Linked DNA regions of Mus musculus: all the other regions are linked to region 1. A link is a loop called in an ENCODE intact Hi-C map of the cell type or tissue named here. Cell type or tissue: heart. All regions are shown on one strand. Region 1 overlaps Slc38a4 (solute carrier family 38, member 4). Region 2 overlaps Slc38a4 (solute carrier family 38, member 4). Region 3 overlaps Gm32840 (a long non-coding RNA gene).

Region 1 (2,500 bases):
TAGATGTGCCAGAAGAAGGTGTCACAGTTCATTTTCTTTCTTTCTTTCTTTCTTTCTTTCTTTCTTTCTTTCTTTCTTTCTTTCTTTCTTTCTTTCTTTCTTTCTTCCTTCCTTCCTTCCTTCCTTCCTTCCTTCCTTTTTTTCTTTTCCTTCTTCCTTTTTTTTTCAAGACAGGGTTTCTCTGTGTAGCTCTGGCTGTCCTGGAACTCACTCTGTAGACCAGTCTGGCCTTGAACTTAGAAACCCTCCTGCCTCTGCCTCCCAAGTGCTGGGATTAAAGGTGTGCGGATGGTTTTGAGCCACTGTGTGGTTGCTGAGATTTGAACTCTGAGCCATCTCTCCAGCCCCATGAATTCAAATCTAAAAAACAAAACAAAAACAACAACAACAACAACAAAAAACCCCAGAGCTTGGGCTGTTATCTATAAACTAATAAAATATATAGAAGTGCTTATGACTCTGGAAATGAGAGAGCCAAAGCCATATAAACTTTAAAGATCACACTGCGTCTTGCTTTGATGGTATTTCAGTTTGTGCCTCGGTTTGTGCTGATGCCGCATCTGCAGGTCAGATTATTGACTCTGGCATCTTGATGGGTGATGGGAAGGAGACCCATTAGATAACATATTGGAAGAGATTGTTTTCTGACCTCTCCCCCAAAGTGGACACGTGCCTTCTGGCATTTGGGATCCCTGCTTCTTGGCTTAATCAGGGTATCGCTTTGTCCTGGGTTCACAGCATTGGGCTGGTGAGGGTGTGAGCCGCACCCAGGGACAAACACAGGTTTTCACCTCCCTGCCAACTCTGTCCCTTTTGTAAACATTCAGTTTACTCATCCATTTTAGCGATGTAAAAATAAGCGACTCAGTAGCCAGCCTTGCTGTGTACAAAATGTTCTGCACAGGACTCGGCATCAGCGAGCCACTTAAATAATGTGCCGTGGTCACTTTAAGTGCAGCTTGTGTGCTGAAAGTGTATTTTGGCACATTCCTTTTCCATGAGCACATGAAACCAAATCCCTGCCACTATCGTGGCTAGCACTTGACACTTAAATAACGCCTGGCCTCTAATATATCAGAGAGCATTCTGCAGGTCATATGTGGAACTTCAGCTTCAAAAGAACTCAGACTTGAGAGGGAAGTTTTGACGTACCAGAGACACCTGCATTGTTGTTTAATTATCTTGTGCAAGGGAATCTGTTACATACTTCTACTTAGCTTTACACAGAGGCCCTTAATACAGTGTTTTTGAGCCATGGTCTCCAGAGATTGATGGATGTGGCTGTGGTCATTTGTCTAGCAGATAACTGGTGAGCTAATGCTAGGCTTGATGCCAGAATGGGGAGTTCTAGCTAGCCTCGAAAGATATTACATCTTGAAAATCCAAACCTCCCTGAGAAACTCTTACCTTGTGTAAGAGCAAATGTCCCGGGCTAGATCTGATCGTCGGGAACTATAGTTGTTTGTCAGTGTGGGATGCTGTTAGGATCCAAATTGGGCATAAGAACCAACATCCAGAAAATAACTAATGCCCACCCTTTCCTGTGTAGTCTCACTTTCTGTTAGCAGTATAACATTGTGCACAACATGGTCTTTCACTGCCAATTACAGGTAAATGTTACCAGTCTCTGACAGAATAGTGGCCGCACAGAGGATGAACCGGCAGTGTTGGATATGAAAAATGGGATTTTTTTTTTTAATGAATCTTGCCTTTCCTGGAATGTATCAACTGATTTTCTGGTTTATTCATGTGCCATTAACCCCATGGGAACATGGATCTGGGCGAGCAAATCAAATGGCCGTGACAGTGACAGAGAAAGAGGAGTGGTGCCTGCCTTGTCCCAAACAATTTCTAAAAGGCCAAATTCTGATATGATTTTGACAGGGTTGTGTTGCATGTAGTTTTAAAACCATGCTACCGCCTTTGCCCCGGAGCTGCGACTGCGCTCTGGCACCTCCTGGCTTACTTTTTTCCTCCCTGCTTAGGTCTGCCAAGCCGCCAACACTGTCCTGGCTCCTCTCTATCCTCCAGGAGTCAACAGCTCCACTAGCCCACTCCTGTGACCCTTTCCCCAGGAGGGATCTTGTTACCAGCCCCACCAGAGACCTTTGAATCTGTGGATGAAAAAACACACATTCAGCTAGTCACTTTACAGCTTGCCTCTCATGGAGCAATCGCTGGGCACTGAATCTCCTGCCTGGAAAAACATGCCCTCATCAATTCATTATACCCCGTCTCTCCGCCACATCCTTGGCCACCCGCTCCTAGCGGAGGCCGCTGTCCCTAGCGTCCTCAAGACCTTACATGACTGCAGGGTCCCTTTTCCTCCAAGGCATGACAGAAAAGCTCCCTCTCTTTCCCTGCATCTGCCTTTGCCGCGTAGGACTCGGAAGTCCCACCTGTACCTTCTGCTCATCAATTGGCTCTCAGCCTTCTTTGTTGACAAAATCATGAACCAATCAGAGAACCAGACCTTCGTATCAGCACCTCCCCCTACAGA
Region 2 (2,500 bases), 48 kb before region 1:
GTCCTTTGTTGGTTTGCTTTTTTGAGACAGGGTTTATCTGTGTAGCCCCGGCTGTCTTGGAACTCACTTTGTAGACCTTGAACTCAGAGATCCACCTTCCTTTACCACTACAGGCATGCACCACCACTGCCGGACAAAATGAGGTGATTCTTAAGCTAGGTTTTGAAGCAGAAGTAGGAGTTGGCTAGGTGAGGAACAAGAAGAGGTGAAGAGGGAAATGTAGCAAATATCTCAGGGTGAGCCTGCGACGGGAGCCATTTAGTTTAAGCACAGTCAGTGCTCAGGGGTGGAGATGCCTCTGGGGAGAGAGGAGGGAGGGGTTCAGAGTCCTCTGCAAGTCACCTCTGTCCTCTCTTGAATTAAGGGAGGTCTGGCCTGTAGTCACCAAAACCAAGCGGCTAAATCTGGAAATGAGGAAAATGTGTTTACGGGTCCATCACGTTGTGACGGGCGTCGTCGGAGCAGGCACCCGGGGAGGGAGCTGCCATTTTGTGGTGTCCTCAGTGTTATTTTTCTGGTTGTCTGAGGAATCTGTTTTAGCATAGATGCTGCTGACACCCACAAAAAGATTTCTCAACAAATGCTTTGCACGCTTATAGAGAGAATTGGAGGGAGGTTTTCTGTCCTGATTTTAATTTTTCATGGTTTTATCGCTTACTCAATGCACAAGTCACAGTATAAAAATATTACCATTTTTATGTCTAAGTATATAAATATATTTATGGTAATACTCGCATATTAATACTAATATAATACTAATATTATAATATAAATATATATAAATAATACTTAAGCTACAATGAAGTGGGGATTTGAGTGGCAGGCAGTATGACCACCATCTTCCCACTTCCACAGATGTTCGTGGCAGGTATGTGCATGGCTTTTCAAACTCTATTTTGAAAATTAGCTTCCAACCTCAGTCCTAAGAGGTCTTTTGTATGAGTTTTGCCTCTTCACTGAGGGTTCGAGGATCATCTTCCGTCTCCACCACATCTGCACTTGAAAGCTCTTTGGTTGGGAGGCCAGTAGGAGGGAACTCAGAGTTGGTGAAGCATACAGACACTCCAAGATATTTCTTTTACTGGATTAGGACACACTTTTAGAGTAAGTCTTGGAGCAGAGTTTCTTCTTCTGTGATTCCGGATAGCGGCGCGTGCCTCAGTGGATCCTAAGGGAGTGAGCAGCTCATTCCTCATGGAATGTTTAAGCTGATGTCTGGTGTACCCTAAGCGCTCGGCATGAGAGAGCTATCATCAAGGATGCTATTGCTTTAACTACCTGTCACATTATTTGAGATGTTTAAATGCTAGTAAGTATTTCTGTTTGGTGGATTCCCACATATGTATTGGTAAGTGGGGTGGGTGTGCATGATGTACAGAGGCCAGGCCTCCATGTTGGAGGCCAGGCCTCCATTTTAGATGCCTTTCTCTCTTGTGAGCCTCTTTAGTCTTTGAGATACTATCTCAGTGAAGCCAGATCTCGCTGATTGGTGGCGCCGGCTGGCCAGGAGATCTGGGCGTCTGTCTGTTTTCTTTTGTCTCCAGTGATAGAGGTATGGACAGGTTCTGCGGGCCCAGCTTGCAGGTGCTGGGAATCTGACCTCAGGCCCATACCTCTCTGGAGCCAACCCAGTAAGAGATAGAGAGTGATAGAGACAGAGACAGAGACACACAGAGAGATTGTGCGTGTGCTTTTTTGATTGTTGTTTGAATTGTTTTGTTTTGAGACAGGGTTTTTCTGTGTAGCCCTGGCTGTCCTGGAACTCACTCTGTAGACCAGGCTGGCCTGGAACTCAGAAATCCACCTGCCTCTGCCTCCCAAGTGTTGGGATTAAAGGCGTGCCCCACCACCGCCCCTGGTGTATTCGCTTTTGATAGCATTTTTTTTCCTTCTGTGCTTTCTGACTTTTCCTGGGTAAATGTGAAAAATGTCTATCCCTCTCAGATAAGCACCAACGATGGAATTAAGCAAGAATTTCACCCCAGTCTACCTGAGGGCACCAGTGACTTCACTGAGTCACTAAGGAGAGGGTGCTCACAGGAGTCTGGATGAAGGAACGATAACTGCATACCACAAAGCCCACCCTGGCGGCTGAGGTCTCACGAGAGCTGTAAGGCCGGGGCTCCCCGCTCCCCGCTCAGTTTGCCCAGTTTGCCGGCAGATCTACTGAAGAGTCTCCTCTCAGCAAATGCTCACTGCTTGCTATAATCTGGGGCAGACATTTTGTAAATCTTTCAGCTTTCTGAGTTTCCTCAGTCTTGAAGTCCTGTTAGTTTCTGAAACCTTGTGAGATGTCCTCTTCCCTCCTGAGGAGAGCACTTCAATTCTGAGGGAAAAGCTATACACACACATACATATACATACACACACACCACTGCCACCACCACCACCACCACCACCACCACCACCACAACGAACAACAACAACAACAACAAAATCCAAAAAACAAAACAAAAGAAACAAACAAAAACTACCACTACTGAAATGAAGGAAATTATGG
Region 3 (2,500 bases), 98 kb before region 1:
GTCTCCACAAATGCTGGTATTACGAGCATAGGCTGCCATGGCTGGTTTTGTTTTTTTCCCTATAGTTTCTGGCAATCCAAATTCAGATCCGCAGGCTTGTGTGGCACGGCCTCCTCCAGACCTCATCCCCAGCCCACGGTTTTATCTTTATGGTGGCCATGAGCAATCAGGACCCTAGTTTATCTTCTTATTCTAACTCTATATTCCAGAAGACTCGGGTCCTACTGATCAAAGTAGTCAGAACTTTTGTTGTGTCCTCTGAGGCAGATGACAATAATTTTGTTCTCCTTCACGTTTTGTTTTCTGTTATCTACAGAGCTGCCAGACATGAGCTCGAGTGTCTTGGTGACTTGGATGCTTTCCAGGCGCAAGTATCATTTTTCAGACCATAAAAGGCGCCTAAGAGCTTTTGGCAACCAGGGTCGAGCTGACTCAGCCTCCTAAGGGCTAACTTTATGCTGTCGGAAGCAACGAGAAAAGAGACTGCAAGAAAGCAGAGGGACTGCGGTGGATCACGACTTTCAGGCACACTGTGCTGAGACAGAGAACTCATCTGCAGTGTGGAGAGAAAGGAACTGGTTTGTGTTCCCATGCATGCCAGGCCTGTCACGCTTGTCATTGTCCCTTCTTAAATTGCCCACTTCAGGCAGGCACTTTAACCCACATTGCCTATAGGAAGACTGAGGCTTAATACATTTAGGCAACTTCACCAAATAGAAAAATGGTGGCATTTGGAAGGTCAAACCGAAGACTACTCTATCCCGACACCCAGGTTCATCCCTATGTTTGAAGTATCTCTTTACAAGGTCAGAAGTTGGTGAGAAACTTCAGATCTCGAAAAACTATCAACAAAGAGAAAAAATTTTGAGGTTTGTCAATCTCCCATTAATGTGTTGAACACGGTATAATTTTGTGTTGAAATATATTACACTGGTTATGTATTTTACTGGCAGATTTGTGGGCAGAACAAATAAGTAGATGTCTTCTGGTTTTACATGAACTTGAGTAGCTGCAGGGACAAGCCAGGCTTGGGCTGGTCCCCTGCCAATCCTCACCCTGTCCCATAAATAGAGCAGCAGCGATGTGCTGTCTGCCTGTGGTTGGTACTAAACACACTTGTGTGCACACCCTGAGCTTACTGCTTCTCTCACTGTTGACAGCCCCATCTCACATCATAGCTAGGAATAGGAGAAGGCCAAGAAACCAAACACTGCTCTCGCATTCCCGAACCCTCACAAGAACAGAGTGGACTTCAACAGGCAACTCAACGTCAGTTATGGAGCAGGAGAGTTCCGTGTGCGAGGGAACTGCTCAAAAGATGGCTTCCGCTCTGGGCCTAGGTCAGAGACTCTTGAAAGCCAGGAACGTGGCTTTCTTGTCTGAATTCCTCCCTGGACCACGGTGTTGGGTCATTTATGAACATACAATAGGTACTGCTCAATCCCACTGACCGTCCCTTAATGCCAATCATGGGCTTTCTTCCTTGTGTGCTTTCTGATGGATCCTTTGGTTAATCAGGGCAGCCCTGCTGTGTAGGAGCTAACAGATCTGGCCATCTGAGTTTGCAGGTGAGGTCCTTGATCAAGGCTAATGACCACTCCCTCACAGAAGCTACACTTCAGCCTTCCCTTTGCCACATCCTGTTGCTAATTGAAATACACCTGGGAGGGCCCTTCTGTCTGCTGACAGAGAATACAAACATCCTGTCTCCCTCACATCCTCTCCTGTTCTCTCCCTCTGATCCACTCATCCTCAAACTTCAACATGCATGGGATGAAGCTTCATAAAGCTTTAAGTATGATGTGCCCGTTGAGAAATAGGTGGCTGGGGCCCCACCCTGAGGACACCCCTATCATTCATTTCCAGGATGGAGCTGGAGGCCTATGTTCCTTACCCTCACCTCTGTGGTGCCTAAACAAAGGGTAACATTCTTCAAAGACTTGGCTTTGCCAGCAAAGACACCCAGGGCTTTGTAAGAAAAACAGACACAAACCTAGGCGCCCTGGAATGAGGCCCTGATTTAGAGCTTCTCAATGGCTCCTAGGCTAATCAGCAGCAGCATCTTAGGACCTGATGAGCTGTGACTCTCAGGCCCCACTGAGGCTCCAGCAGGAGGCTGCTAATGGAGCCCCCAGAAGGCCCCAGTAATAAAATGCAGGAACCATTGCTTCAGGCCTATGCTCACACAACAGAGAGACACCTCCCCCCCAAACACACACACACAACAACAACAACAACAACAACTGAACCATCTTAGATCACAGCAACAATAAGAAAGAGCAGAGAAATAGCAGAGGCGGAGTCTGTGTCTACCTTACCCAGGGTGTGTAAGTTCCTAGCCCTATACAGTCTTATCACCCAGGCATCTCCGTGTCCACAGCACCAGCCAGGTCCCCACACTATACAGATCCTTCAATTTGTCCTTTACAGAGTCACCCATCTTCCCTCTCCCAGGGCCACCCTCTTCTCATCTGCACCAGCAGCACTGACTGCTAACCTG

Evidence for each region. A loop is a pair of places that touch in the nucleus more often than their neighbours do. Peaks named below come from ENCODE experiments on the same cell type or tissue, not always from the same donor. Only the 100,000 strongest peaks of a DNase experiment are listed, where the experiment ranks them.
Region 2: it touches region 1 in a loop (2.2-fold over the local background); 2 of 42 quality-filtered maps call a loop at or near these places.
Region 3: a loop joins it to region 1, with 5 times the contacts of the local background. A loop is called at or near these places in 5 of 42 quality-filtered maps.

Annotation. Positions count from the first base shown.
Region 1 is chr15:97,002,893-97,005,392 of GRCm38, reverse strand. The region is part of intron 13 of Slc38a4 (solute carrier family 38, member 4); the gene reads left to right. Among named protein-coding and RNA genes, the nearest start is that of Gm32840, 40 kb to the left of the region's middle. In heart, a CTCF peak has its summit at 1,088; a DNase peak (open chromatin) is centred at 1,002; H3K4me3 peaks cover 749 bases; H3K27ac peaks cover 2,330 bases.
Region 2 is chr15:97,051,024-97,053,523 of GRCm38, reverse strand. The region is part of intron 1 of Slc38a4 (solute carrier family 38, member 4); the gene reads left to right. All of the region lies in intron 1 of Gm32840 (a long non-coding RNA gene), which reads right to left. Among named protein-coding and RNA genes, the nearest start is that of Slc38a4, 3.7 kb to the left of the region's middle. In heart, no CTCF peak of the experiment used is centred here; no DNase peak of the experiment used is centred here; H3K4me3 peaks cover 536 bases; H3K27ac peaks cover 1,323 bases.
Region 3 is chr15:97,100,956-97,103,455 of GRCm38, reverse strand. All of the region lies in intron 3 of Gm32840 (a long non-coding RNA gene), which reads right to left. Gm32733 (a long non-coding RNA gene) reads left to right here. Exons shown (of 4, transcript XR_384402.2): 4 at 317-931. Among named protein-coding and RNA genes, the nearest start is that of Gm32733, 5.6 kb to the left of the region's middle. In heart, no CTCF peak of the experiment used is centred here; DNase peaks (open chromatin) are centred at 405 and 1,075; H3K27ac peaks cover 2,500 bases.